5 separate regions of the Mus musculus genome follow, and regions 1, 3, 4 and 5 are each linked to region 2. A link is a loop called in an ENCODE intact Hi-C map of the cell type or tissue named here. Cell type or tissue: heart. All regions are shown on one strand. Each heading gives the region's core, and the rest is flanking DNA. Links, peaks and the distances in the headings are about the cores only. Region 1 overlaps 4930573H18Rik (RIKEN cDNA 4930573H18 gene). Region 2 has its middle 7.9 kb from the start of Gm40101. Region 3 overlaps Bcl9 (B cell CLL/lymphoma 9). Region 4 has its middle 13 kb from the start of Gja8. Region 5 holds the start of Gm31120 (a long non-coding RNA gene).

The links. Peaks named below come from ENCODE experiments on the same cell type or tissue, not always from the same donor. Only the 100,000 strongest peaks of a DNase experiment are listed, where the experiment ranks them.
Region 1: a loop joins it to region 2, with 3.0 times the contacts of the local background. A loop is called at or near these places in 27 of 42 quality-filtered maps.
Region 3: it touches region 2 in a loop (5-fold over the local background); 26 of 42 quality-filtered maps call a loop at or near these places.
Region 4: it touches region 2 in a loop (8-fold over the local background); 37 of 42 quality-filtered maps call a loop at or near these places.
Region 5: a loop joins it to region 2, with 3 times the contacts of the local background. A loop is called at or near these places in 27 of 42 quality-filtered maps.

What each region holds. Positions count from the first base shown.
Region 1 is chr3:97,080,217-97,086,400 of GRCm38, reverse strand. All of the region lies in intron 1 of 4930573H18Rik (RIKEN cDNA 4930573H18 gene), which reads left to right. Among named protein-coding and RNA genes, the nearest start is that of Gm31120, 9.2 kb to the right of the region's middle. In heart, for the core only: no CTCF peak of the experiment used is centred there; no DNase peak of the experiment used is centred there; H3K27ac peaks cover 744 bases; H3K27me3 peaks cover 316 bases.
Region 2 is chr3:97,335,186-97,341,369 of GRCm38, reverse strand. No RefSeq gene overlaps it. Among named protein-coding and RNA genes, the nearest start is that of Gm40101, 7.9 kb to the right of the region's middle. In heart, for the core only: a CTCF peak has its summit at 2,364 (motif pointing right); DNase peaks (open chromatin) are centred at 2,359 and 3,759; H3K4me3 peaks cover 467 bases; H3K27ac peaks cover 367 bases.
Region 3 is chr3:97,198,549-97,204,732 of GRCm38, reverse strand. Bcl9 (B cell CLL/lymphoma 9) reads left to right here. Exons shown (of 10, transcript NM_029933.4): 10 at 1-1,071. Among named protein-coding and RNA genes, the nearest start is that of Bcl9, 26 kb to the left of the region's middle. In heart, for the core only: a CTCF peak has its summit at 2,637 (motif pointing left); DNase peaks (open chromatin) are centred at 692 and 2,532.
Region 4 is chr3:96,935,754-96,941,937 of GRCm38, reverse strand. No RefSeq gene overlaps it. Among named protein-coding and RNA genes, the nearest start is that of Gja8, 13 kb to the right of the region's middle. In heart, for the core only: CTCF peaks have their summits at 3,053 (motif pointing left) and 5,509 (motif pointing left); a DNase peak (open chromatin) is centred at 3,037; H3K4me3 peaks cover 334 bases; H3K27ac peaks cover 1,560 bases; H3K27me3 peaks cover 1,063 bases.
Region 5 is chr3:97,073,148-97,079,331 of GRCm38, reverse strand. All of the region lies in intron 1 of 4930573H18Rik (RIKEN cDNA 4930573H18 gene), which reads left to right. It overlaps Gm31120 (a long non-coding RNA gene), which reads right to left and starts at 5,179. Exons shown (of 2, transcript XR_375878.1): 1 at 4,707-5,179; 2 at 3,312-3,685. In heart, for the core only: CTCF peaks have their summits at 719 and 2,664 (motif pointing right); a DNase peak (open chromatin) is centred at 2,711; H3K4me3 peaks cover 312 bases; H3K27me3 peaks cover 885 bases.

The DNA.
Region 1 (6,184 bases), core at 998-5,997, 260 kb after region 2:
CAAACTGCAAGCTGCAGTCAATGGAACACTGGCAGTTTTAACCACAATTTTCAAGTTTCTTTTGCAATGTTAGGATAATATCTACAACCTTGGGAAAGCAAAACCCAAGTTTAAAACAATTTATCATCTTTAAAATCAATATTAGAAGCATTACTATCATGTTATGAAGTTTGGCTGCCAATTTATACCTATGAATGTATGACAGTGCAAATTTTAATGTTTTATTAAAGAGACATTGTTTTTTTTTTTTTTTTTTTTTTTTTTTTTAAGATTTATTTATTTATTATATGTAAGTACACTGTAGCTGTCTTCAGACACACCAGAAGAGGGCATCAGATCTCTGTTACAGGTGGTTGTGAGCCACCATGTGGTTGCTGGGATTTGAACTTTGGACCTTTGGAAGAGCAGTCGGGTGCTCTTACCCCCTGAGCCATCTCACCAGCCCCAAAGAGACATTGTTTTAAATCTTATGTTTAATTTTACTTTTTAGGATAGGAACCACATACTAGAAATATCTTTAGAGACCTAGCCTCTTGGCCTGCCTTATGCCACATGTTGGAAAGACATTAAACTTGAGTTATCAATTTTAAGACTAACCATCTGTAGCAATGTAATAATTATTAATCTTAACCCATAACTTATGAGCTGATAGTGAAAACACGCAGAGCACATTGCCAATAAAAAAAGAACCAAATGAAGCAGTTACATTTAGACCAATCAAAGAATATTCATTTTTTTAGCTACAATCATGGAATAAAAAGCACTTTATCATTTGCCAAACACATTAATCACGATTGTAGAGAACGCTCTAGGAAAAAAACATTTATCGCTTTTTTACCCCGAAACTAAGAGGCTGTAGACTCCTCCCCCCTTTTATTTATAATGAACAGTTTTTTTTCAGCAGGGGCCCTCCTGCCATGTGTCTGTTTCCTGGTTGAAGCACGTGGCAGCTCTCGGCTTTGCAGATAAAGTATTTTTGCCATCTTTATTATCCAACATAAAACATAGAACATTCATTCATACAGACTGGACACGAACATACATGAATTGAACACGTGAACAGATTGGTGCACCAGACATTAGACAAGACACAAAAGGGGCAGAGTACTTCTGCTGTAAAGCCCAGAGAGAACAAAGCATGGCACTCCTGAAATTTCTCTCTGCTTTTTGGGACATTTTCCTCCCACATAATGCAGTTTTTTAACTGCGGCCATCTGCCTGATTATTAATTTCCTTTTAATAAACCCTTTCTTTTCTCACGCCTAAAAATGTAGCTTTTGGGAGCTACAGCTAACTGCCTGTTACGTTCCTAGCTCCTGATATGCTTCACTGCTGAACCTAAGTGAATTAGCGCCCAGTTAAACGCTGTTTCAGCTTAGCCCATACCGCCCTTCTCCGGTACGAATTTCCTTTAATTATTTTCTTCTTCTATGGACCTCCAAACCAGCAGTGTTTCTTCCAAATGTCCTCTGCTGTTTCTCAGTCCCGCGTGGGCGCCAGATGTTGTGTCTGGCAGCGGCTCACGTGTCTGGGTTCTGTTCTGGGAAGGCATCTTGGAATCTGGAAGACAAGAGGGAGCTAGGCAGGTGAGAGAAAGACATAGCTAAGACAAAATTCTGATCAAAGCTCAATTTTACTATTTCCGACACTCAGTTATGAAGCAGGGGAAGGGACCTGATTCCCGCCAAATCATCTTGGAGTAAAGTTGCAGGTGAACACATGATGGCTCCGGAACAGCTAGGAGGCAGGCAGCAGCAGTGGGAGTGGCAGGACGATAGGGCGGCAAGCTCCGCCCTGATGCTCTCTAATACTGAAACCTGAGCAAACAGGTTTCAGGCTGGGGAGGGGAGGCTACATAAGAATACACAGAGATGGCCAGGAAAATGATACATTTCAGTAGAGGATGTTCATTGCCTACCATGATGGTTAAGAGCGCCTAATGGCATAGGCTAGATGAATAGTTCTCAAGCTGTGGGCCAAGACCCCTTTGTGGACTGAATGACCCTTTCACAAAGGTCCTACATATTAGATATTTACATTATGATTCATAACAGTAGCAAATTTTCAGTATAAATTAGCAATGAAAATAATCTCATGGCTGGGGGTCACTACAGCATGAGGACCTGTATTAAAGGGTTGCAGCACTAGGAAGGTTGAGAACCAGTGGGCTAGACGGGACCTGAGGTTGCTTACCTCTTTCTGTTCCATTCCTCCACCTATACAATGGGAAAATAATAGTATCTGCTTAGAGAGTTATGAGGAGTGTGTGTGTCCTGTGTGTGTGTGTGTGTGTGTGTGTGTGTGTGTGTGTGTGTGCAATTCCAGAACTGGAATAAACACTAGGATCCCTCAGTTCCCACTGATTTTTCCCTGTAGAGCGACATGTCATTTCATGACAGCGCTGTGACCTAGCACTGTGTTTTTGTCCCATACTTGGACCATTCCTAGGCACTGATGAATGTGTTTCAAAGAAACCAGCCCTGACCTTGCACCAAATCCAAGGCCTAATCTTACCTGCTCCAGGTCCAGATTCCTCGGCTGTGGCTGCCTCTCATCACCACGCTTTTCGGAATGCTCTGCAGCCCTTCTGCAAGATGGCCCCTGGATGAATGCTTTGGACTCCTCCCTCACCCTGACATTCAGTCTTCCTTTGAGATCCCAACTGAGCCAGTTTTAAGAAAATTTGGGGCCGCCCCTCGTGGTAATCCTCCTGTGGTAACTCTACTCACAGGTCCATCCAGGACAGAAAAAACTGTGTGTTTATCCTAACCCTGCAGTCATGGAGACAGGCATCTGCATTACAGGGGACAGGATAATCTCAAGGGCAAGTGTGGCCCTCGGTGTGTGAGCAATCTTTCTGCATCTTTGCTCCATTTCCCTTTGCTTCTCCAAGTTTCTACCAAACTGCAAGTTTCCTTGTGCTCGAAGGGGAGGGGTAATCTGCTACCCTAAGCCTGAGGAACTGCTGTCCTTTGGTTTTTCTTTGACCTTAGTTTCCCCTCCTGTCTTTCCTCACAGTCCCTCCCTCTCCTCCCCCCTCCCCACCATTCTCCTGTCCTCCTTTTCTCCTCAGAAAAGGCTCAGAAAAAAGGAGGCTTCCCATGCATATCAAGTAGCAGTAGGACTAGGCTCCTCTTCTCCTATGCGGCTCGGCAAGGCAGCCCAGTTAAGGGACAGGGATCTAAAGGCAGCAACAGAGGCTGCTGACCTTCTGGTGCCCCTCTGTGGAGGATGGTCTGGCTGGAGGTGCTTTGTCTGGAACTTGATGTGATTGCTGTTTGAGTGGTGGATGCCACAGGCCTCCAGTTTCTCCTGTTACTGGGCAGCCTCAGGGCCCCTCCTTCTGTCTTGTTTTTCTCTGTACCATCTAATGATGTTAGGAAGATCAGAAACTCAAACAGTTCTCAGGTGGGGACACTGAGAATACTACCGTGTAAAGTCCAGGGAGCAATGGTCTAGGAAGCAGAGATTCCTCTGTCCACCCCTTCTGCCTACCTCTACCCACAACTGCGGCTAGTCTGCCCCATGGCCCAGACATGTCGCATTGTCCTGATTTCCAACTAGCTGCAAGGTGAGACCACTGGTTGACTCCAGTCCTTTGCCATGGGCACTTTTGGTATTTCTCTTTGTTCTGAGGGCTTCTATATTTTGAAAGATTCAATGTTGCAAAAAGTCCCTACAGTTTGCAGTTTAGTCAATTACTTTTTCCACACTTTCCTCTCCACTGTTTTTGGCTGGCTTGTTGTTGCTGTTGTTGTTATTGCTGGTATTTGTCCCTGGCGGTGGTGGTGTGCTTTGTATAACCCAGGCCGGCTTAAAACCTTCAATCCTACTTCAGCCTCTTGAGTGCTGGTATTAAGGGCATATACCATCATACCTAGATTTTCCACTTTTTTTTTTTTTAAATGAAACAAAACAAAAACTCACATAACTTGTTCCATAGCTACCCTCTCCCTTTTGCTGTATAACAAGAGCACCTAATGACACAGGAAGCTAAGCTGCCATCCCAGCTACTCAGGAAGCTAAGGCAGGGAGTTCACAAGTTCAAGGTCAGCTTGAGATACAAAGTGAGTTCAAAGGCAGCCTGAACCCTGTAGTGAGACGCTGTCTCAATGAACAGAATAAAAAGAAGGCTGCGGTTGTAGCACTTGCTTAGTGTGGACGACTGCCTTGGTTTAATTATCAGAGCAGCAAGAACAGAAAGCGTCTACATTCTGCCTTCTTAGAAACTTTCCTATATTGCGTCTAATGCATACCCCTCTAGACTTCATGCTCTGCGTTAACTCTCTAGACTTACTCATTTTACCCAACTGTCGATCTATGCCCTTTGACCCCATCTTTCCATCTCTTCCCTCTCTCCTGCCCTTGCCAGCTACTGCCCTTCTCAGTATTTCTGTTTGACTTTTGGAACAAAAAAAAAAAAATCTGTATGTAAGTAATGTTATAAAGCATTTGTCTTTTTGTGTGCATTTAGCTCCGTGTCCAGCTTCACACCGGTTGCTGCACATAGCAGTATCTCCTCACCTAGTGCTAAGTAATACTGCATGTTGTATATATACCAGTGTTCTCCCCAACCCCACACTACAAACACACACACACACACACACACACACACACACACACTTGCTGGTTAGGTTTTTGTTTGTTTTGTTTTGTTTTGTCTTATTGTCAATTTAACACACGCAGAGTCATCAGGGAAAAAGAACCTTAGCTGAGGGATTGACTCCACAGGATTACCTCCAGGCAAGTCTGTGGGGTATTTTCCTGATTAATAATTGAGTGGGAAGTTTCAGCCTCTGTCGGCAGCGCCACTGCTAGGCAGGGGATTCTGGGTAATATAAGAGGGCAAGCTGAGCAAGCCATGGGAGCAAGCCAGGAAGCAGAACCCCTCAATTGTTTGTATGCCAGCTTATGACTCCAGGTTCCTGCCCTGACTTACCTCAGTGATAGACTGATCTGGACATGTAAGCCAAACAAATGCTTCCCTCCTGTGAACTGCTTTGTCATCATTTTTAATCACAGCAACAGGAAAGCAAAGTAACATACCACCCATCAGTGGACTCTTAAGTTGTATCTCGGTTACTGCCAATAATGCTTTGACACGAGTATACAGAGATCACCACTGGATGCTTAATTTCATTTGCCTCTGGGCCAGGTCTGTCTTCCCTACCCCCCCACCCCCAATCCAGAGGCAGGCCTTTGACACCTCCCCTCTGCCCTACCAGTGATAAATATCCCTGCCTCCTCCCCTTGTTTAATCAAGACCACAACGGTGACAGAATCTTAAGTGAAAACAAACTTGAAGAAGGCTTTCTTAGAATGCCTTTGTTCTGTTATTCCTGGTGAATGTGTGGTTACTCCAGATGTTTCCTACATATTGAAAACAGTTATAGCTTTCTATTACCCCTTTATGGTAAACCTGAGCAGCCTATTTGAGCTGAGACAGTTTGCATGAATAAAGACTTTCTGTGCAAGCGTTCTAAGCTCATGACCACCTTATGTTCACGAGTTGAAGTGGCTGGAGGCAGGTGTCCAATCAAAGGCAGCATCAGGGCTTTCAGTTCCTTGTGCAACACCATCAACCTTCCTTTGCTTTGATGCTGTCATTCCAAATGGGGGCTATGTTCACCTAGGTTGGCTTGTGTCTGTCTTTGCTGAGTTTCCAAGTCAAGTTTGCTAATCACAGTAGCACACACCAACACTCTGATAGCATGGGATGTCAGTGACGATCATGGAGGCGGGCCAGATGGCTCCCCAAAGCAAGAGCAAGCACAGGAACGTGGGAAAGGGAGCTGTAGGGTGGAGATGGTGCAGTAGGGGTAGAAAGGAGACCAGAAAGGGGGAAGAGAGAGAGAGAGAGAGAGAGAGAGAGAGAGAGAGAGAGAGAGCTCAGTAGATAAAGGACTTGCAATGCTAGTGTGGGGACCGGAGTTTGGCTCCTAGAAGCAATGCTGGCAGGATGTGTGGTTCAACAGTAATTCCAGTGCTTAGAAGGTAGACACAGGAATCCCTGGAACAAAACATCTGGCTAAACTAGCTGTTTCAATGACCTCTGGGTTCAACTGAGAGACCCTGACTTACTGAATAAAGTAGAAAATAATCAAGAAAGACTCCTGGTGTCTATCTCAGGCCTCTACCTGTGCACTCAAACATGCACATGCACCTGTACACACATGATTACCAT
Region 2 (6,184 bases), core at 391-5,390:
ACACAAACGCTTCAAATTATTTTGAAATTTACAATTCTTAACCAGGACCACCCTATGGTACTGTAAGCCCTGAAATTTACTCCTCCTGTCTTAGTACAACTTTGTGCCAGTTACCCAAGCTCCTCATCACACCTACACCCTCTTTGTCCTTCTAAGCATCGGGTAGCATTGTTCTAGTCTGTACTTCTGCAAAACTAACTCTTCTGAACATTTATTGTTTGGTTTTGTGTGTGTGAACTTCACACCATTCACCCCATTCCTCCATATCCACCCTCTATGCTTGCAACCTCCCCTCTAAAGGAAAACACAAAATTTAAAAACAAACAAAACAAAGCAACAACAAAAATCTTGCCGAGGAAGCTAGTGTGTTACCCAGTATACCCTTTTACCCAAATAGCTTTACTTTCAGATGTTCTTTGCAATGAATCATTGGTCTGGTACGAGCCCTCTGGCTTTTCTGCTGCACTATCGATACTAGATCCTCACGAGGAATCCTCTTGGATATCCTGTTGTTGCCCTGTGTCACGGAGATCCTGCAGGACCAGCCCCTTTGTGTGCTCCAGCGGTTCATAGACGGGGTAGCTGTTGGGACGGGTCAACTCAAGGCCCTGGATCTGGGCCTGGGTGGTGGCTGAATTGATCACCTGCCAGTTCTCCTGTGCCCACGTCACCAAAGCCAACTCTCCTGCTTTATCCAGTCGAATGGCAGGGACAGTTCTCCTGTCTGAGGCAGCTTGCAAGGGACCGGATGGACTCTCCCACACTCACACAACCAGACCTAGCTCTAGCTCGCTGCCCCAGCAAAAGGTGGGCCAGCTCTCCCACCTGCTGCAAGTGGTGAAGGGCAGCTGTGCAGCACCCACACCAGCTCTCTCTCACTTATGCCCTAGGGCAGCTCACCACCCCACCACCTCTGCTAGCACCCCTACTACCTGGCCAGCTCTCCCATGCTGCCCAGGGGAGGGGAGGGGCCAGAAAGGGGCAGAGCCAGCTCCGCTCATCACTAGGACATCAACATGGCCCCCGGAGGCAGCTCAGACCAGAGATGTCTGCATGGAGTTTGGTGGTGACATGGCCTTGGACATCAATACAGGCCATGGCCCTGCTATTAACCCTGACGCTATCTCTTCAGCCCCACAGACTGCTGGTTCTATTGTAGTTCTATTTCCACATCTTAAGGAGCATTCATATTGCTTTCTGTTATGACTGTACTAATTTACAGTGCCACCCACACTGTCCTCAGAATTCCCTTTACTAGTGCCTATTACTACCCTTTTGATGATAGCCATTTAGTCTGAGTTAAGATGAAGCCTGGCTGAAAAACCACTAGAGAGTTTTAAACGAGGGCTGACAAAGTCTCCTCTGGTCTTGTGAAGGGTGGCAGTTCAAAACCTCTGGAACGTTCTTTTGCAGCAAGGTTGGTGTGTTGCAGCAGACAGTAGAGATGGAGGAAAGTATCAGCCCTGAGAATGTCTGTAAGTAGATCCAGGACAGTTACCTCAGAGCTCGCTGTGGAGATGTGTGTGAAGGAAGATATCAAAGAGGACGCGGACAGCAAGTGTTACCATTTGCTAAAGTGAGAAAAGCAGGGTGGAAGGAAATATCCGGAAGAGATCAGCCATTAATATCTCTGTTCGGTCATGCTAGGATTGAACTCTGTCCACTGCCAAATGGAGCCGGCAGATAGATACTAAGTCTGGAGTCACAGCTCCACGTTGGAGAGCTGAAAACGGCCAGTGTGTAGAAGGCTCCCAAGGCCATGTGTATTTGCCTTACTCTGCTCCATAGCTCTAGACACCTTTATGTAAACCCTCTGTTGACCTCTCAGAAGGGCTGGTGTCCACGGGCAAGGATTATAAACAGGCCGAAGAAGATGGTGAGTGAGCGCCTGCCATCCTGGAGTAGGAACAGCACAAACACATGACTATGATCTCAGCCTGAGTCTAGAACTCGAGACTTGATTGGTGGTGAAGTGTGTAGCACAGAGAGGTGAGAGACCCAGGGATGTCACATACATAGTGCAGCCAGAGACTGGGGTCAAGTGGACACACATAGTGTGAAATGACTTTAAGTTAATTTTTTAATTTAAATTTAAATATATTTTAATGTTCCTATCCTTTATCAGTCATGTATTTTAGGAGTTCCCACCTATTAATCTACAAGGCTTTCGAGAGTTCCGACACAATGCAGAGAAGACAGGAAGGGAGGTTATAAAAGTTGCGATGCCTTTGAGAGCTGGTCAGCAGTTCTCTGTTCCATGGCCCCTCTGAGACAGGCTTACTAGACAGGCTAGATAGAGCCAAGCAGTCTATGTCCTCACATCAAATGAGGTGTCACTGCATTCCCACCATACACCACTAGAGGGCTGCAGAGACTAGCACTGAACCGAGTCGGAGGCCCTGTGAAACCAGGATTAGACCTTGCCAGGGTCTCCCATCCTGCCATTATTAGCTGAGGAAGCTGGAGTTTTCGGAGACTGTATGGTGTTCCCCAGGCCACCCAGCTACTAAGTGTCGATGACACAATTCCATTAGCGTTTTCACTCGGGGTTCCCCCAATGTGATGTCATGAAAGTGGATGGACTTGGTAGCCAAGAATCCCATTTGCTGTATCTCATCTTGTGTGTTAGTCAAATCCTGTCTCTACACCTCGCTGCCTTGTGGGAAATGAACGCTTCAGCTGTGCGGGTATTGTGTTCTGTTGCTAGGTAGCATAGCTGAGGGGCTCCGTGGTCATCCACCAAACACTCAGGTCTTCATTTTCTTCTCTTTGGGGTAGCTCAACTTCATGAAATAATTCTCAGGAATGAATCCCGAGAGTCCTGTCTGGCCATGCCCTTCCATACATGACAGGAGGGACATATCATTTTTAAGACGCCAACATAAATAAAACCACAGGAGGACTTTATCTTTAATCCAACAAGGAGTCGATGGTAAGAATGGCTTTCTTGCAGGTTTGGACCCAGAATTTCTTCTCATCCATTACTGTTTGCCGCATGTCCACTGAGTGCCATGAAGACAGAGGGTTCTGGACCATGGGAGGGTGGCGTGATAACCACCACTCCCTGCCAGGTGTTACCCAAGTCCAACTTTATTTCTCACACTCAGTTACCCTCACTATAGTTCTGGGTCAGGCATCCTTAGCCTAATCTTAGAACTGAGGCTCAAGAGAAGTTAAATGATTTGTCTAAGACCTTTCAGAAAGTGGCAGCCCCAGAGTTCAAGGCCAGCTTTAGCTTTGCCGATCTTTGCCTAAGATGCTCACCACATGAAAGTGAGAAGCAGGAAGTATCGTACACTGGAAGAAAGGCTACCCTGACGCCAGATTGCTTAAACCACTGGGGCAACCCAGAGGATGGGCACAGGGGCAGCGGGAGCATCCTGGAGCATGCTCACACCCGGCCTGGGGTTGGGGTGGGAGCCTGGGAGTGGATGGGGCTGACGCATTCATCAGCGGTGAATCTGATGTACCAAAACATGGCGTACATGGTTGGTGAGAGCCTCTCCCCACCTAAGCGGCTTGAGTTCTAAAAACCAACTCCTCCTGAAAAGTAAGCGAGGTCAAAAGCTAAAGCGTCTGAAGCCAGAGTCGGAACAGCAGCGTGCCTCACCAACAGCAACGTCTGGAAATTAGCTTCACATTGAGTTCTATTTTTAAAACCCTGACCAAAGTGACTCCACAAGGTAAGCAAGGTGAAAGGTCCCAGGAATTTCCTAAAGCGTTTAACACAGCCAGAGGCTGACCTGACCTAATTGGCAGGAATAAAAGGAGACCAGGGAATCCCAGCTCCCACTGCCTCCCCCAGGCTGGCAGACTGCCACCTAAAGAAAGATACGAGCCCCGAAGCACCCGCCCACCCGCAGCAGCTGCTCCACGCCTACACAGGTTTTCCAAAGCGCTGCGGACCAGCAGGTCAGGCATGCGCACATCTTATGTACAGGAATGTCCAGATGCTGTACAAACGCAATTCTAGAAATAGCCAGACACCTGAGTGTAACTCAACACGGGAAACATCCTGCCATCCCAGCAAAGCAGGCTCCTCTAAGGGGCAGGAAGAGGAAATCCTAGAATCATTCTTTTATCAAGCAGAACTAAGTCTCCAGCCACCCACCAGCCAAAGCCAAGTAGATCTACCCTGGCTGCTGCATATTAGATTCACCTGGGAACTTTAAAAAAAAGATCCACAACGCAACTCCACCCAAAACCAGGGAGAGGAGCCCAGTCCCCTTTCCCACCCCACCCCACCCCATCCCACCCCACGTGTGTGTGTGTGTGTGTGTGTGTGTGTGTGTGTGTGTGTGTGTGTGTGTGTGTGTGTGTTTTAAGTTCTCTGTGTGATTCGTATGTGGTGAGAACCATTAAATATTAGGTACAACACAAAACAGGCCAGACTTCAAGCAACAGGACTTCCACCATGCCATGTATCTATCTTATGGGAGGTGACTTGGAGTCACCTACACCTGCTGCCTTCCAGGGGTTTGCTACAGTCATCTTGCAGACCGGTGGGTGAGAAAGGCTACACTATCCAACAGCACTCAACAAGCAAGAGGCAGCAGGGGAACCAGGTTTCCTAATTCCAAGACTCTTGTGTTCATGTCATTATGCATCACTTTAAAAAGTACTGCTGGAAAAGAGGTTCAGAGTGTGCATCACTACAGGAAGACAAAGTCATAGACAAAGGGAAAAGGTGGGTGGCTGGCTCTCCACCAACCAGTTAGTGTCTGTTAGCGTTCCTAAAACAAGCTTGTGTTGATCCACTCTTTGTTGAGGTAGCTGTTCTTGTCAAGGGTTTTCTAGACAACCCTGCAGCCAGAACCGTAAGTAGATATTTAAGAGACTGCTGTGCCAGGATCAACAGTTGGCCTTGGGATATGCTTACAAGCCCTAAGGAGGACATAATTTATTGCACAAACTCTTAGCTGAATAGTTAGCACTGGAGTGTTGGCTGCTCCGCTGGCTGTTAGTTTCTGGTCAATAGGTGTTGGTGGGGAAGCCTGTGTTCCCAGGGAAAGCGCAAAACAAGTGCAGCATGTGCAGTGGCTGGAACCCAGACTGAAATACAATCCCCTCTCCGGGTAGCTATTTAGCCACATCTAAACCTTGCTTCTTTAGGCCAAGGTACAGTTTTGCCTGCCCTGGAGTGGACTATAACATTCTCAAAGCAGCTTAAAGATATTTAGTCTAGTTTCCCAAGTGCCGGTCCTCTGGGAAGTAGGAACTGCCCTCCATAAACAAGCCCACTGATCCCTGCCCTTCCCCCTTCAGCAACTTTGGCCTTGGCTCTTCAGCTGCTCTTTCAGCCTCTCTTCTTCCCCACCATTTCATATTTGCAAGAGAGGTTCATCTGTTTGCCACTTGTCAATCACTAACAAGCAGGTCCTCTTATTTTGCAAATGAAGAAACTGAAGTTCAAAGAGCAGAGAGCCACACAGTAGGTGGCAGAGCTGGGACCAGCCTGGCTCCTGGGTCCCATGTGGGTGGTCTGTCAGGTCCCACTCAACCAGACTGACAGCATTTCCAAGTGTAAATTTCATTGGAAGCAATAGCCAGAGCAATCCAAAGACACATCTGAGCCTAGCTCTGACCCTGGATGAAATCACAGTGAAAGCAAAAGTCTTATAACCCTGTACCTCTTACAAACCAAGAAAAAATTAGAATGTTTACCGACATCCCTTATTAATACTTTGATAGATACCAAACCCATATTTATTTTTTAAAAGGGACTTGCCAAAAGAAGAATCCAAAGAACAAGTCTCCAATAATAGAATGCTTAGGGGCTGCCTTGATGGTTATTTTGTGATAGATGGTCTGCCATCCCTCTTGATTCTCTCAGAGAGTAATAATAAAACCCACTTACTGGGGAGATGGCTCAGCGGTTAAGAGCACTGGCTGATCTTCTAGAGGTCCTGAGTTCAGTTCTCAGCAACCACACGATGACTCACAACCGTCTGTCATGGGATCTGATGCCCTCTTCTGCTGTGTCAGCAGAGAGCAACAGTGTACCCATATATATTAAATAAATAAATCTTTATTAAAAAAAAAAAAAAGAATCCATTTACTAAGCACTCAGCCTGTCCCAGGTGATGTAAACTTACTTTGCAGATACATGAGTCTGATGACTCGTGACACATGTCTTACACAGGTGAGGAGACAGTAACTCAGTGGGTAATAATTTTTCCAAGTT
Region 3 (6,184 bases), core at 511-5,510, 140 kb after region 2:
TGAGGGAGGAGGGAACCAAGAATGTATGGATTTACCGGAAAACAAATTATTCATTTAATCAACAGGTGTGTTTTTTTAAGATTTATTTTTTAAAAATTATTTTTGTGGACATGGGGATCCCGTGACGGCACCTACTTTTGGGAGTCTGTAGCCGTGTTTGAGAATTGCCATCGGTCATGTGTTGCACCGTTCTGTGTTTACGTCCTTTGGACTGGCTTCTCCCAGGATTCTTTTCTGGTTTTTTTTTTTTACTTTTGATTTGGGCTTTATTTTGTGTGTATGTGTGTACTGTACTATATTGTAAAAGGGATTTTAGCAGAGACTTTAGTCTTTGGGGCAAGAGGAGAACAGGAATGCTGGGCTGTTTACTTTCGATGGAGAATCCATCTTCAGACCTTGGACTATTTTCTTTCAACTCCAGTGTATAGAAAAACCAAACTACGACCTCAGAGCAGAGTATTAACGAAAAGCACAAAAAAAGGAACTGAGTTCAGCGAGGGGTGGGGGGAGGGGGGACATTTTTCTTTTTAAAAATACTGAAGCTTGGGACGTTTGTTCTTCGGTTCACGTGCTCCTCAGCACGGTCTGTCTCCAGTGTACAACCTGCCCGCCCTCACGGTTTCCTCTCTCTCCTCCTTCAGTTCCTTGGTTACGTGTGTTTCCTTCCTGTGACCCCGCTGGTGGCCCTCTGCTTTCCCCTCTCTTCTTCCCCTTGGCAGCTGCAATACCCAGGCTCTCTGGGGTTCTCCCTGAAGCCTCGCCCCTGCCTCGGATGCCCTCTGGCCTCTTGTCCCTCCCTGCCCTCCCCGCCCTGGTGTACTCTTCCTTGCCCGCCTTGTTTCTTGTTCTCCTTTTCTTAGGAATTCCCAAGTGAATTTTATTAATGTGTGGGAATGGAACCGATGCTAAAAGCTATCCAGGATTTTGTTTTTGTTTTAAATTTTGTGTTCCTTCCCTTCCCTCCCTCTTCCCATGCGTGAAACGTTCTGTGTAATCTTCATTAAATTTGGTACAAAACCACTCACCAGAGCTGTGGTGTCAGAAAAATAAATATATTGTTTCTTACAAAACAGAACTGCCTTTTTGTGCCTTGGCTTCCTGTTCACTTCGTATCAGGGCCATTGGTTACTATATGACTGGAGTCCTAATACTGGAGCTGGCTGTAGAGATGGGGAAGGAGAGGGGCACTCTTGAGAGCATACCTTGCTGTCAGCGACCCTTCCTTGTAGAGTTGCTCCCTTCTCTGGAATCCATCACAGCAGAAAAGCAAGCCTTCCTCACAGCTGATCTTCCCCTCTAGAGCAGTGGTTCCCAACCTTCCTAACACAGTGACCCTTTAACACAGTTCCTCACATTGTGGCACCAACAGTAAAATTATCTTTGTTGTTGCTACTTCATTTAATTTTGCTACTGTTATGAATCTGTTTTCCAACAGTCTTAAATGAGTCCCTACGATAGGGTTATCTGACCCTTGGGAGGGTAACCACTGCTCTAGAGCAAGAGCTGGCCTTCGTTAGGTTCCTTCATGAGAGCCAGCAAAATGGTATAAATCAACTAGGAAGGCCAACATAGATCTTAAGTTATTTAAATAAGCTCTGAGACCTCCCTGGATCTTCCTGACATAAAATATTACCACACCTACACATCCTGTGTTTTGACTGTCCATGCGACTGTGGTCTTTTCTGCCCACCCTCCACCCCAGCCTGCCCCTGGTCACCTCTGCTAACCACATATGGCTCCCCAACACATTGATGTCTATCCTACAAGTCATGCATTGAGGTACTCGGTGCTGTGTCCCTGCACAGCTGATTTGTTCTGGTGAGTGTACTCCTTTTGAGTTGTCTGTGCGTGGAACTCAGCAAGAGGGTGTCTGTGTGCATGTCTGTTCTCAGGTGAGATGCTGTGTCTGTGTGCATGTCTGTTCTCAGGTGAGATGCTGAGCCAGGAGCAGCAGGTGCGGAGTCAGACCTGGACAAATTAGACTTGGCTGCTGTTTCACACACTGTTGCCTGTGAATGTGGCTCTCTCTCTCTCTGACAAATGGTTCTGAGAGCTGCTTTCATCTTCGCCTGTCATGTCTGTCTGCTCAGGAGCCCCAAACAACAAAAAAGTGGATGTGCACACTGGGAGATCCACGCTGCCAGTCCCCTTGGTGTGTGCTTTCCTTAAGAGGATCTGTGAAATATACGATAATCACCTTTACGGTCAGGGTAGTAGAGCCCACAAGTTTAAGAAGAGACTTATTTTGATCTACTCTGTTGATACTGGATAACACATTTTGTGTCATAGAGACAGTAGGCCGGAATCCATGATCACGACTCATGGATGTAGCTGCCCTGGTCTCTGATGTTTCTGGCCCTGAATTGTGTAGCACAGAACAGGGTAAAAAGCATGAGGAACGTGAGATGAAACCCCCAAGAGACAGGCCAGCTGGTCGGGCTGGGGCAGCCCCACACCTTACTGCTGATACTGGCATTGCAGTCACCGTGGAATTGGGTCCCATGGCTACTAGCCCAGGTAGGGAGGGAGTTGATCTAAAAGCCAGTGTTCACTTGGAGGGGCAGCAAGAGGTGTGGAGACAGCCACAGCCTGCTGGGGAACCATGGGTGTGTCACTCCTGCCTTGCAGCCCCCTGCTGGAGAACTTGGAGTAGCGCAGGTCAGCCTTCCCATTTCTTATGTTTTCTTAGGACTTGGAAGCCTTCCTTGTTCCTCATCAGCATCCCTCAGCCGCAGTCCATCCCAAGAACCTCTGCTAAGCCAAATTTATGTGAGCTTTAGATGTAATTGGTAAGTTAATAGGATCGACATAAAAATCACACTTTTGAGAGATTGAGTGTGGGTGCATGGAAAACTTAACAATGTAATGCTTTTAATAAGGAGGGGCAAAGATGGGATAGTGACGTAGTAAAGGCTCAGCTAGTTTCTCCACCCAAACAGTTTGGGTTTCATGGAGAAAATGAAATCATAGCTTGTTACTTTCAGGACTAAGTGGGGTGCGGTGCTGTGCTGGCTTTAAGGGTTGGTAAGGACCGTGCAGCATTTTCTCCAAAATAATGTGATCTAAAACAAGCCTATAGCTAGAAATGGAAATATGCAAATATATAACTTTAGTCTTCTAATGTAGGGTGTGGCATGAGAAATTTAAACAAAGGGATTAAACATGGGTGATCTACGATTAAGCTCTATGCCCCCAGGCTAAAGCTAATCTGTAAACAATTTCAATGTTTGAAGCTGCTTTTGAAACAGTTGATCCTTTTCTCCCATCCTTCCTCATTGTCACATAATGCTATAAATTCAGTTCAATGGCATTTGTCAAGGTTGGCTTCTGGGATGGATCACCTGTTCAGGTAGACTAGATGGGGCCTCAGCATAGTTCAATGAGGGGGCTATCACTTCAGCACTCTCGATATAGAGGTCCCGTGCTTCTGTTTCTCCCTGGGCTCCACAGACTATTTAGGTGACTGTGACTGTGGTAGCTAAGTAAAGTCACGGTGCTCCATAGCGGTATGGGTCGTGCTCCCATGATTATTCTCTTAGCAGCAGCTCCAGGCACCCTGGGAAAGATGGCTTCTGTGTTGCATTTGAATGTTGCCTGTGTTAGTGGTTTCTTTTTCTTCCTTTTCTGGGTGCTTTGAAAGTGCTGAAAGGAGAAGGGAGTTAGCCTTAAGGGGAAGATTCATTTGCTCAGCCGACACTGATAGAGCACCTACTGTGTGTGTCAGGGATTGTGCTGAGCCCAGGATAAAGAAACTGTGAGTCGGTTACAATACGACCTGGTGGCTACTGCAGAGAAGTGGGAACAGAAAAGAACAAGCAGCCGGAAAGGAAGTTTCTTCAAACGAAGGGTGATCTTTGAACTGACTCTGGAAGGAGGGAGGCTTCCTGGAAGACAGGTGGAAGAGAGCAGAACAGCAAGAGCCTCTTTGAAGGAAGACAGGCGTAGAGAAAATGCTCCGAGAGAGGGGCTGGATCACGCAGAGCCTGGTGTGGCCCTCTAGGACTTGGAACTTAAATTTTAAGCAAGGAAGCCTTGCAGGTAGTGTCCTAAACTTACTTGACCTCACAAGGCTAGGGTTTGATGCCCAGCACCATACGTAAAACGTTTTAAGCAGGGAAATCAGGTAATTGGATTGGCTTCAGAAGTACATAAAGTGGAGTGTGGGAGACAGGCTGGGTGGGGGAAGGGAGCCACGGGAAGACGGGTAAACACCCATGTACAACCCTAAGCTACTCTCCTCTGCTTAAAAAGGCAGATTTCCTAAGTTCTGCATCAGTATTGACTCTGTCGTTCCTAGTTCTTCTGTAATTGTTTCAAAGTCATAAACTTATTTTTAAGAAAGTCACTAGAACCTTAATTTCTTGGTAGACTCAAAAATAACACATTTAAAGCAGATCGTGAATAATGAGCAGAATCTAGTTTGTAGACGTTTCTTATTGGAGGGAGCTAACCGGGAAAATACAGGGAGCTGCACTATAAGGATCATAATGAAAGGTACTTTCCTCTGCCTACTGCGCCTGTCAGGGCTCCTGTCAGACAGGAGTGCCTTCTGCCTCTGTGTGGGTGACCACACTTCAGCTCTTAGCTTTCCGACTCAGTACTTAACCGTGCTTGGAAGCCACACTGCTAGAGAAGGTGAGTATCCGAAAGCCTACAAGCCCTGGTGGGTGCAGAAGTCACTGCCTCCCTCACACAGATTTAAAGCCTGGGAAAGCTGAGTTATCTCACCAAGCACAAAAGAACAGGTGTCTCTGCAAAAATACTTCTTCAGGGCCCCTGAACAATTATGAGATGCCCCAGGGTGTCAAAGCAGAAGTTAGAGTCCTGCTGGGAGAGTAAAGTCCAGCTGTGCTTGCTGGGGTGGGGGTGGGGGATGGTGCTTAGTGTTGGGGACAGCACGGAGGTGGGGGGGTATTCTATGTGGCTTTGAGAAGATTTTCAAAACCCTTGCTTGGGAAGCAGCCCCTGCATTTCTTGCCCATTCCGGTTGTTGGAGCACAGGTGGAGACATACAATTTACATTTCTCTTGTTAACCAGTATTCAATTAATTAGTGTGAATTTACGTTTTCAAGATTTTGTTTTATTTATTTACCACAGCAGAAAGCTCTTTCTATTAAAGTCTCCGGGGGAGCCTGTATTTATTTCTCTTCTTTACCGCACTTCCAGGGGCCTTCATTTTTTCTCACTTCCCACATAGACGCTCCTCCACTACTTAGGGAGTGACTTACCCTGGAGACACCCACAAATCAATCTGTGATCTAAGCATCTGCCTTCCCGCTGTGCACTGAAGGCTGCCTTAAGTGCCTTCTATGGAGGAAGAGCCCTGGCTTCCTCACTGCTCCTTTCCTTGGACATTCCATCAGCAAACATGCAAGGTTCTCTTCTGACTGTTCTAGCTTGCCCAGTCACAACTAGGAAATGCCTTCTGCATGCTGATAGCAGTTAAGTTTTTAAGCTGTCTGCACAGCATAAGCTCTGGACACACGAGTCACCCTGATACCTTAAACTTAACTGTCCAATTTCCCCATGATGCCACTTTCCCATTACAGGAAACAGTGTGTCTTCCCCCCGAGTCTCATGCAGGAGTCATTCTTTTTTAACATGCTTATTAATTCTTTGAGAATATCATACAATGTATTTTGAATATAGTCACCCCCATCTCCTCCCATAGCCACTCTCTTATCCTTTTCCTCCCAACTTTAATGTTGTTTCTTCTCTTCTCTTCTCTTCTCTTCTCTTCTCTTCTCTTCTCTTCTCTTCTCTTCTCTTCTTTTCTTTTTTTGTTGTTTTTTTTCTTCCTTCAAGCCCAGTTTGTGTTGCCTAGCTAGAGAGTGGAACCTGCCTTGGTGTGTGGTTGACCTAAGAGAGGCCACACATCAAACAGTGACTCTCTCTTTCCCAGAAGCTACCAAATGCCAGTAGACCTCAGGTGGTAGAGATACCTGGTGTTTCCTCCCCATTCCCCACCCTCCACTCCGGCCCCCTGGCCCCCCCCCCCCCGCCCTGGCCCCGGCCCCGCCCCCGCCCACTCTGGGATTTTGTCTGGCTGGAGGTTATGTAGGTCTTAGGCATATTGACACAACCACTGTAAGTATGTGCACCGGCCCTGTTTTATCTGGGAAAATACTGTTTCCTTGATGCTCCCGACCACCTCTGTCTGGCTCCTATAATCTTTCTACACCC
Region 4 (6,184 bases), core at 590-5,589, 400 kb after region 2:
AAGGTCCAGAGTTCAAATCCCAGCAACCATATGGTGGCTCACAACCACCTGTAATGAGATCTGATGCCCTCTTCTGGTGTCTCTGAAGACAGCTACAGGGTACTTACATATAATAAATAAATAAATCTTTAAAAAAAAAAAGAAAGAAAGAAAGGTGGGGCTGGAGGTTTTATAGAGTAAGGGAGGAGTAGGGAATGGAAAGGAAGGAGGAAGTGGAAGGAAGATGGAGCAGAACCACATGGCCTGGAGAAGCTCCAAGTAGCAAGAGGTCTCATAGATGAGGAATAAATTAGTACAGTGATAGATCTGCCCAACCTAGGCATATAGCTTATAAACACAATAACTAAGTTGTGTGTTTTTTATACGGGCTTATTGGGGTAAGAAATTACCAAAACACAGGGTTCATCAGTTGTCCAAACAACAAATACAGATTCGTTTTAGTACAAAGTGAAAAGAAAAACTAACTCTCCTGCCAAGCATGCATCATGGCTTTGCAGATTCTTTTGGCTAATCCAGGCCACAGTGACACAGGTCAGAAGGACTGGACTTTCTTGGGTACTGACTACGTGCCAATACTATTCTGATAGTCTGCACATGTTAGCTATGTGGTCCATGCAACTACCTTAGGGTGCTGTTATTGAGCTACCTTGTTTAACTTATTTAAATTTTTAATAATTTATTTTTACTATTTGTGTGTGAGTTTATGTAGGTACACATGTGTGTAAAAGTGCCCATGGAGATCACAAAAGGGTATCTTAGCTAATTTGTTTAGTGCTGTGAAGAGGCACCATGGCCAAGGATACTTGCATAAGAAAGGGTTTATTGGGGGCTTACAGTGTCAGAGAGTGAGCCCAGGACCATTATGATGGGAGCATGGCAGCAGACATCTTGGCATGCCACTGGGGCAGCAGCTATGAGCTTACATCATGAACTACAAGCATGAGATAGAGAGAGCCAACTGGGGATTCTGTGGGCTTTTGAAACTTGTAGTCCCACCCCCGAGACACACCTTCCCTCAACAAGGCCACACCTCCTAATACTTCTCAAACAGTTTCACTAACTGGAAACCAAGAATCCACATCCTCACTGAAACCACTACAGAGGGTGTCGGATCCCCTGGAGCTAGCATTACAAGCATCTGCAGCACGTGGGTGCTGGGATCTAAACTCCAGTCCTCAGGATGAGGCAGCAAGCCTTCTTAACGACTGCTCTGTCTTCCCAGCCCCTGGTTTAAATGAGATGCTTCGGATTGAACCCCAAGCCCTGTGCAGGCTAAGCACGGTCTTTACTCCCAAGCTCTCTCTCCAGACCCTAAATTATATTTTATACAGAAAGGAACTAAGCCGCATGAACCCCGTCAGCTTTCCTGAGATCCTATAGCAAGAATGGTAAAGTGCAGAGGTGAAACACCTGGCTTTGCATTATCCTCACTGCATTTTTTAAAAGTTTTTCTGGGGCCGGAGAGATGGCACAGCAGTTGGGAGCGCTCGCTCCTTTTGCAGAGGACTCAGGTTTGGCTCCCAGCACCCATGTGATGCCTTCACAACCATCTCTAGCTCCAGCTCCCAGGGACCCCCCCCCCTCTTCTGACCTCCACAGACACCAGGGATGCACTTGGTGCACTATACGTGCAGGCAAAACACTTGTACATGAAATAATTTTTAATTATAAATACTTGGGGTGGGTGAATTCGTTCACATGCCCACATACATGTGAGGTACACATGAGCGTAGGCATGTGCGTGATACAATACTCACATGGAAGTCAGAGAAGGCCAGTTCAGGCATCAGTCCTCAGCTTCCACACTGTGGAAGTGCTGCCTACACTGTGTTGGCTCCTTTTCAAACTTCCAAGGATTCTGTTCCCACCTCCCATCTTGACTCCGGAGCACTGTAATTACAGACTTCTATGTCCAACTTTACATCTCTACCCTTACAAAGTGAGCTCTTTACCCACTAAGCCATCTCCCCGGCCCCTACCCTCACTGTATGCTGGCTAAGTGTCTGTCACCAAGTAAAAGCCAGTCTGTGGGCCAAGTTCTTTACATAGATTATTTCATTAAGTCCCCATAACAGTCATTCCCCACCTCAAATGTCAAAAAACTAAGATTTAGAAGAATTAGCCAAATTCCCTGTAGATAGAAAGTGGGCTCTGAGATTGCCGACAGAGCCCAGAAATACAGAAAATACTAAGGCACGGTGATAAGCCACGACTGCAGTCTCCCTAGAAGACTCTAATCTGGAGGATATGAAAATACAGCTGCGGGCCTAGGACAGAAGTTCCCCGGTACTTTCCACTCTTCTGGACTTTACAATAGGCCAAGGGAAGAATGGAGCCTTGCCCAAGAACTTGAAGTCTCTGTTGGTTCAGCTATCCAGCTAGCAGCAGAGGAGACTTCCTCCCTACTGCCTCCCTTAGCATTAGAACCCACAGTAGCAGGGACTTCCTGCAAGCAGGTCTGTCTGGGATTTGCAGGCTTGGGACTCAAATTCACACAATCTCAGGTGTAACTCTTAGAATCGATTCTGAACAATGCTAACTTACACCCACTACGTTTCCTTCTGCTCTTATCACCCCTGGTTCAGGCAGGGGCACAGCAGGGCTCTGCAGGCCCAGCAGAAATGCAAGCAGGTCTGGGAGGGGTAAAGGGAAGGAATGTAGTAGAGAAGCGTATTTGGATTTGGTCATTTGGGACTGAGACCAACAGATGGTAGGACAAAGATCACGGTTATGAGAGGGGCTTTTGAGGGAGGAGGAGGAGGGAAAAGGAGGAGGGAGAGGAGGAGGAAGATGACGACGACGACAACCACCACCACCACTACCAACAACAGCAACAACCATCCCTGAGGGTCACCTAACCCCACCAGGATAGTGAGAAGGACATTAGAAGACCAGAATAATTGTGGCCACCGAATAAAAAGTTACACACGCACACCCCATCTTCCTGCCTGCCGTTCCCTGTCCCTTCATTTCCACGCCCATTATTCTGGTGTGACAGAGTTCCCCTGATGCTCTCAGGCTCTAAAGCCGGAACAGCAGCACCCCCTCGTGGTCAAGGCTCACCAATGGTCCAGGCTGATTCTTTGCTCGATTACCCAGGCAGGAGGTAATGGCATGCTGAAATGAGTTCCTTAGATTTCTGGCTGTTCAATGGCTTCTGTAAATGGCACCGCCTCACTCCCGCTACCTTTTCAGCCCGTTTTACCCACAGATAAGATATATAACTACCTACAATGCTCCAATGTGACCTGTTGGATCTTTTTTTTTAAGATAGATTTATTTTTATGTTATGTGTGTGAGTGCTTCACCTGCATGTCAGGGCACTGGGGGCATACCCGAGGCTTATGGAGGCCAGAAGATAGCACTGAATCCCCTGTAACTAGAGTTGCAGATGGCTGCAACCATGTGGGACTAGGAACCCAGCCCAGGTCATCTGCAAGAGCAGCCAGTGCCCTTAAGAGCTGACCTCTCTCCAGCCCATGCAATGCATTTTGATGATAGATTGTCCTTGGGGAGGGCAGATTTTTTTTTTCATGATTTAATAAATCAGTAGCTCTGGGCTGAAGAGGAAAAGAAAACTCTATCTTTGCTCCCATTTGGGGCCATTCTGCCATGTTGAAGCAGGCTGGTTTTCATTCATTTTAAACCCAAATCAATCAATCAATCAATCAATCAACCTCTTAAATCAGGCAACATCACATGTGCACCTCTAATGAATAATTAATTTGGCAGAAGAGAGAAAAATCACACCCAGCCATTGGGTGGATAGAGGAGTTGGGGAGTAAACCGTGCTGACCATGTAATGGTCCAGGCTTTCTCAAGAGGTGAAGGAAGCTCCAATGGTCAAACCGGGGCTAATATCCACCAAGCTCTCCCTGTGTCTGTGCAGACACATTGTCGTAGTCATTGTGTCTGGACTCCAGCAAGTTCGCCCTCCCCACAGGTGCTCCCCTGCCTCTGTTAAGAGAAAGTCAGAAGCAGGTGGATCTGGGAGGATGGTGTGGCACAGACACAGCCCTGTCATCTGAGGGCAGGGCCTGAAGTCTAGACCTATCCTGGCCACAGGCAGGGAGTGAGCCGGGCAAAAGGGAGCTAGGAGCCAGCCCGTTTCCATAGATACCGATTTCACTTGCATTTTATGACAGCTGTGCTAGGCTGCCTGGAGAGGCATTGTTTAGACGCCTGGGGGACTGGCTTGGAAGGAAAATGCAGTAAGAGCGATTTCTCATAAAGCCTGGTGCTTTCCCTCACTAAGGGGCAGCCCTGGTAGGACCATTCCCTTTAGGTATGTGAGCAGCTAGAAATGTCAACCTCAGACACCATGAAGGTCATCCAAAATGACCCTTAGAAGCAAGCCATTGTCAGGACCACTCAACCCTGAGCCCAGTGTGAGAGTCTCCCTGGGACTTATGTGAAGAATCTCACCCTGGTCTTCTGCGGGACCTAGAAGAAAACCTGGGAAAACTTCCCCTGTGCCCCAGTTGAAGCCAATGACTGACTCCTGAGAACCTGCAGTGCTATGTCTTGCTTTTCCATCTCCACTCCTACATCTCACCTACCCAGAAGGCCTGTCTCTGCTCACACTCAGCTTCTTACCGCACACATCACCAGGTTCTCTCCTTTGCTAGGGCTTCATAAACTAGATTGAGCAAGATGGATCTCCTGTGCTCAGCAATCTCAGACACTGGTGGGAGAGACAGACACATAAATGAACCATCGAGAACAAGAGAACAGTAGGGTCAGAGGAGACTTTCAAGAGAAACTAAAGCTTCAATGAGGCCTCAAGACATGAGTCAGGGTTCAATGTAGAGGCATTGCATAGGCAGAAGCTTGGCAGTAAGAAGGAGGGTAATGGGAATCGGGACCCCAACGGGTCGCAGATGCTGAGAGTTGAGTACAAAGACATCAGTGGCAAGAGATGGGCAGGAGTAAGAGATGAGCAACACCCCCCCCATGCACCATGCTACAGACCCAAGCTGCCCCTGACCCCCCACGCTGCCCCCTCCTCCTCTCCTCTCCCTCCTCCTCCCTCTCCTCTTCCTCCTCTTCCTCCTCCTCTTCTTCCTCCTCTTCCTCCTCCTGCCCTTCCAGGTGCCTTGCAGCAGGTCCATGAGTGACTCATTGATAGCAAGCCACAGAGAGGTTTAAGTACAGGAAGGACATGACTAGGTTTGTGTTTCAAAAAGACTGTTTTGATTTCCAGACCCAACCTCCACTCATTCCCCAGCACAGTTTACTTAGCCTGAGACAAGTTCTGACCACAATAAAGTTTACATCAAAAAGTTAAAACTCTACAGGAAGTATAGGAGCACTTTCGTGTCATATGTGAGACCCTGAGTTGATCCCCAACACCACACCAGAAAAAAACCAACACATACAAACAAACAAACAAACAAACAAACAAAAAGTAAGAAAAAGGCAAGTTCTTTGGAACTGTGAAACTTACTTCATGCAGAGACCGACTTCAGAGTCGTTTATCCTCTGGCTGTGTTGATGGTGCCATCTAGTGGTAGAACTGTATGTAGATCGCCCTCAAGCTTGCTTCTGAAGAATTGTCTTAACAGCTTGTATTATTATCTTATTAAATCCCCCCAAACATCTCAATGATGGAATGTGTCACTATTATTTCCATATTAGAGGCTAAGATTCCAAGGAATGGTAACTTTACGTGGAGCCTCCGGGGGCTTAGGGACTGCAGTTGGGGACTCCCTCTTGTTTGCCGTTATTCCCTCTTCAAAGATGAGGGAACTGAAGCCCTTCATGATTGACAGACTAACTAAATTGCACCATAGGCAATGAAGTTTTCCTGCCTCCATTTCCACATTTTCCCCAGGAAAATGTTGACACATTCAATATGTTTATTTGAGGCAAAATAAAATGAAATGGCAAAGGGAAAAGACCCATTCTTCCTTTCTTTTCTTTTTAATTCAAGGCAACTGTCCCTGGCTGCAGTTTTACTTGTCATGAATGTCAGCCAAGGTGCAGCTGTAGGCCAGACTTGAGTAATTGTAGGAAGGACAATTGCAACCAAAATATACAAGGTGTGGGGACCCAGGAGCTCGACCCCAGAGGTTGAACGGGTTTTATTTCTACAGACTATGCAGCTGGTTTTTGCATAACAAAATGTTTCCCAGGATCAGAGGGGGATGTTGGGGTTCAGGTTATGAGTCTGAAGTAAAACTCT
Region 5 (6,184 bases), core at 21-5,020, 260 kb after region 2:
GTGGTGCAGAGCAAAGGGTATGTCACTGCGCCGAGGGTTGGTGGGCTTACCTCACAGAGATTGTGACATTGAGGTTAGATCTTTATATTTCAACCTAGTTGCTAAAGATATTTCAAGTATACAGAGCCTCAGGGGCAGAGATATAAACACTCACAGTAGTGAAAGGACCAGAGTTCAGCACAAGGCACACCCAGACCAAGTACTCAGCACAGAAGAGGTTTATTTGCCTAGAGGGTCAAAGGGCAGGGAATAAGAGACAAAGACAGGAGATAGAGGGTCGGGGAGAAGGGGAAGGGAACAAGGAGAGGGGGCAGGGGTATTTGTCCCAGGTGGGGCAGGGATGGGGGAGATACCAAAGAGCTGCCTCTGGGTAGAGAGGAGACAGATGTGGCAAACGACAGTTTATAAAGGCACAGAGGAAACCCCTGTTAGGATGAGCTGCTTAATTTTAATTGGACATGTTTATTAAGTGAGCCAAAGGGGAATTTTGATTGCTGGACTTCAATACTTTGACATCTGGACTTTGGTGGTCAGCATCAGGAGGAGGAAGTGGATAAATAAGGAAATAGACTTCCGTGGCTAGCTTTAGGAATATAATCTAACAGTTTTTAACAAGGCAGAGGGAATGAGGGAGAAGGGCAAGGCCCGTCAGAGCCATGCTTGCCATGTTCTACCCAGCTAGCGCCCCTTCAGGTAGGCTTGAGAAAGGTGGGAATTGGAAGATGATCCAGGCATGAGCATTGTTTGCTATTTAACTTGGTGAGGTGTGGCCCTCAGGTGACTGTCCAATAAACAGACACATAGCTCGTAGTTATAAAATCTAGGTTTGGGTTTTTGAAGATTTATTTTATTTTTAATTATGTGTATATGAGCCCACACATAAGTGGCAGCAGAGACAGAGGGCATCTCATCCCCTGGAGCTGGAGTCCTGAGCTGCCTGACGCCAGCGGGTGGGGTGGGATGGGTGGCAGGGCGGGGGGGGGGGATCTAACTCCAGTTCTCAGGAAGAACAGCAAGTGCTCTGAACCGCTGAGCCAGCGCCCTAGTCCCCCAGGCTTGTGCATGTGGTTTGATAGATAAAATTGTATTTTCATGTACTCTTCAATTTGTCATTTTGAAGATAATCTTGAAATTACTATAAATCACCACGTTTTACTTTATGCTTGTTTAAAAATTGAACAAGCATAAATTTGTTACAGGAATAGATGTGACCTGACAAACTGATTTGTCAAACAGACAAACATTTTCATTTCACAGAAACAATTTATATCTTTGAAATGTTTATTAGTGTATTAATAAGTTCACAGTCCCCCTACTTTTTAAGCATTGGGCTTATTAAGAAGATAAGAAATAGTGATTGGATTAATTTTTAAAATGTATCCATGAATAAAGTATGCTAATGTTTTATTGATAAGGTAAAGTCTGATTTATATGTTTACGATGAAGAGTGTACAGGAAGTCAGTGAGGACTAGATATGATATTGGAGAGAGAGCACGCGCTTGCAGACACCTGTGTGAACAGTCAGAGAGGATGAGCCGCCATGAGAGGGGAGTCTGGACAATCAAGCTTCAGGGACAAATACGAAGAGCTAAAGCAAGACAGGTAAGAAACTAATAAGATAAACATGGACTGGGGGAATGTCCCAGGGTCCCACTTCCAGATGATGAGCCACAGGCAGCTAAGGATTGCTGACAGAGGGGGATTAGAATTCCCCAGGGATGAGTCTCTAAATGCTCATCCGATCCAAGTGGCCAGCCTTAGAAACATGTACACAAACGACATGAACTCAGCAGGTTGCATTTATACATTAATTCACACAGATATACACACTCCCTCTAACACACACACACATGCGTGCACACACACACACACACATATGCAACAGTAATAATTAAAGAAGACCTGAACCTGAGAGGGTGGGGAAGGGACATTGGTTAAGAAAGCTGCAATCAATATTTACAGATAAAGCACACAGAAGAGAGTGTGTTCACAGTGCAATGGTATACAAAATATGCACAGCAGAAATAGCATGTAATTAATCTTTGTTGGGCGTTTGCGACAAGTCAGGCACTCCAGTAGTTATTTCTTCCTTTCTTGGCTTCTTTACTGCAGTTCCATTTATTTAACAGAAGAAAAATTACGGCATCTTTCTGCCATGACTCCAACCTTCTCCCATTGTATTATACATAATTGCATGAAAGTATATTTTTTAAATATATCAAGGCCCTGCCAGGATGTGAATGTGGGTGCTTTCCTCAAAATAACTGAAAGACATTTTTTTTGAATGACTGGTACCAACTTTTTGTCTCAGCCCAGAGCACTTTCTCAGGATTTAATTCTGGAACGCACTGCCTTATTCATTGTTAAATGTGCAGGAGGTGATCGCATTCCCCTCGTCTGCATCTCCCAGGATTAGTACAGTTTTGTCAGCCTGTATTGTAAGCTGTGTTCTTTCAACTCACTTTCCTTGAATTTATTGAATGGCCATAGTCAGGGTTGAAAGCTTTAAACTGTGACCCCAGAGGAGGTCAAACTGTGAACACACTTGCTTTTGTTTCCTTGCAACCTGGAGGATCACAGACCAGAGATTAAGTAGTTTTAAAGAGCAAAGGTTTGGAGATAAGGTTGTTTGAGACACACTCAGCCCCATCTGTAGGTGGCACCACCACCTAAGGCAGCTGCCACAGGGCGGTCAGGCAGGGTAACCGCACGTAGTTTCGCTTTGATGTGAAAGTGTCCCAACAATAGTCTTTCCAGATTTCTGTCGCCACAGAGTTTTATCATGATGTCCCCAGTCAGAGAAAATGAGCTTTTGTGGTTTAATATTTAATAAGACTCAAAGCTTGGCAGAAACCCCGGAATCCATGTGATATGGACCTGTGACTTCCTGGGCTTATCTGTCTGTCTGCCACACACAGTGCCTGAAGAACTGCCACGATACTATCTTCCTAAGTTCGTTTCATTCTTCCCTGAATCCAACACACAGCTAGAACCCAGATTTGGTAATCCACAGACGCAGAAATGGAACGGGCCGGCCCGGAGAGAGGCACGGTCTTGAGGTTCTGACTCAGTCAATTTTCTATTGAGTCATTTTCCATCTGTTTCAACTCTGTCAACACACAGGGCCACTGGGGACAGCCACTTGACTCTTGGAACTTGGGCTGAGGGTGTGGTTGCTGTGGCAGCTGCTGCCAGAGTGCGACTAGATGGGGGCACAGCCTCAGCTGTGGTGAAGGTGACAGGCAACTGCTGTGGCCCCTCCCACTTTCCTGTTCATTGAGCATCCTGGCAAAAGATCCCACGTTGTTGCGTGGCCTCCTGGAGAAGCAGCTGAGGGAGGAGGTGTGGGAGAGGGAGGAGGGCTTGTGGTACTGTCACTGACTGCTGTGTCCAGGGCTGGCTAGGCCTGGTATTCACAAGTAGCACACAGCGGAAGGCATCCAGGAAGGACATGCAGAGGTGAGGTGCTGGCTGGAACCGCCTGTTAATTCTTCACATTTCTTCTGCTCAGAGTGGTTTGCTCCTGAGTAGGGGTCCAGCGGAGCCTTGGAGCACTATCTCATATAGCCTATAGAGATGATTGTACAGTCATGAGAACCCAGCGACCATCTGTGGGCTGCTACATTGCAAAGTCATCCCTGGATGGAAGGAGACTCCAGGCTGATAACAGTAAATCCCCCAGACCTGAAATGAGAGTTAAGAGGACATTCCCATTTTATTCACTCCAGAGACCTTTTCATAGAGTATGCAACCAAGTGCGCATTTATTTTTAAAAATCCTTTTTGGAGAACTTCATACGTGGGCCCGTTGTCCCAGATGATTATTATTGTACCCCACATCCTTTACCTGCCAACAATGGTACCTTGGGCAAATCACCCATCTAAGTGGCTGTTTCCTCACCTGTGAAGTGTAAATAGTCAACCTGCCTCAGAAGGCTCTTGGGAGAATTGAGAGATTATTCCAGGGGCATGTTCAGCACCGGGTATGGTAGCTGCGATTATGATCTTTGCTTAAGAGTTTGTAACAAGTAATACATTTGTGTGATTTTACTGCCAGAGAAGTAGTCATTGTCTACAATCTTTTTAAAAATGGCTATTTTTATCATTTATAATTATGTGTATCTGTATGGGTCTGTGAATGCAAGTACCTTAGGGTTTCATTGCTGTGATGAGACACCATAACCACAACAACTCTTATAAAGGATGACATTTAATTGGGGCTGGCTTACAGGTTCAGAGGTTCAGTCCATTATCATTATGATGGGAAGCAGGGCAGCATCTAGCAGGCATGGTGCAGAATGAGCTGAGAGTTCTACATCTTCATCTGAAGGCTGCTAGGAGAAGACTGGCTCCCATGTGGTTAGGAGGAGGGTGTCATTACCCACCCCCACAGTGACATAGTTCCTCCAACAAGGCCACACCTCCTAATAGTGCTGATGCCTGGGCCAAGCGTATTCAAAACACCACAGTAAGTATCCATAGAATTCAGAAAATTGTGTCAGAGTTCCTGCTTCTGGAGTCACAGGTGGTTGTGAACTGTCCACTGTGGATACTGGGAACTGAACTTGGGCCCTCTGTAAGAACAGTGCCCAAGCTCTTAGCTGCCAAGCCGTCTTTCCAGCCTCTACTGTCTACATTCTTAAAAATGGGACAGACAGTAATGTTAATCAATGGGATCACAAAGAAAACCTTCAGTCAGAACTCACCAAGGTCTTTCTCCTGAGCCATCTGCACCCAGACATGGTTCATCAGAACCCAACAACCGAGTCACGTTGTAGACAATGCTGAAAGTGGCATAAAGTGATTGCAAAACAAATCACTCACGATGGCCAGCACATTGCTTAACCTAATGCACTAGTATTCTTCAAGTGGCAATGCAGACAAATAGCCTAGCCAAGAAAGGATAAAGGCAGCCACTAGAGTGAGCTGCATCCTGCATGACTGCTCCCAAGATGACCCTCTGCTCTCTCTGCCCCCCTTTGGGTAAGGAAACAAAGCTTCTCGGTCTACTCTGACAGACACCCGAAGGTGTGTCTGGTACTGTTCCTCGATGCAATTTTCTTCTTTGAAGCTCAGACCACCACCACCCCACCCCCTGGAGATCAGACCCTCTTACATGAATACAGAGAGAGCATGTTTTCTAACTGCCCATCTTAAGAGACGTGACACAAAAGGCAGAAAAGACAGAGGATCAAATGTCAACAGTCTCTCTGCTGGATTGGCAGCCATTTGGGCTCCAATATCCCATAATCATACTAGTAAATTTGAAGAGGGGGATAAAAGGCAGTTGGGAGTAGAGGAAACAGAGTTCCCATTTATGCAGCTTTTGCGGTTTATAACGATTTTGTAAGTATATCCTCACTTGAACCTCTCAGAGGCTCTGGAAACAGGGGAGCCATGGCCATTCCATCTCTGACGAGGAAAGTAGAGTTGGGGTTGTAGCTCAGAATGAGAGCATTTGGGTGTCCTTTGTGAGTCCTGGGCTCATCCCCAGCACTACCAAAAACAAAGGAAAAGTCTGCCTGAACTCTGAGTGACCAACTCCATGGATGGCAGGTCTGCTGGGTTCCCAGCCCGGCTGTGCTGTGAGCTCTGTGTGACCACACAGGCAGGTATGGGACCTTTTAGTGCCCTTGCCTCCTGTATGGCTTGGAGTCATAGACTGTAAATGAATCTTAGTGCTTCTAATGATGTTAGGGCTCTTTTCACCTCTAACTCCATATGCCCTCATCTAGTTAGACTCAGGGATCATCCTGTCCATCAGTGATCACTCTGGCCAAGGACCCACATTTCTGAATGAAGATCTGAACCCTCCTCCATTCTGCTGATATGTCCACACCCACTCCAGACACTGAAAACTCCAGGACCACCCCCCCCACACACACACACACATTTATACTCGTGGATAGAACAAGAACTTTTTTGTTCTTCACAATGCTTATGCTGTGGGGTGGAGGGGTCTTAGGCTTGGGGCTGGGGCTGACCTTAGAGGAGATGGACACAGAATGTCTTTTCCTCCAAGAGTTGGGCTTTAAAGGTACCCAAGTCCTGTAAGGTTAAGGTTCTGCGGTTAGTGGCACTCTGTGTTGAATGGGCTTTGGTGGGACAGCCTTACTCTCTGTCTTAGTTGAAGTTTCTATCGATGCAACCAAACACCATGGCCGAAAAAGCAAGTTGGGGAGAA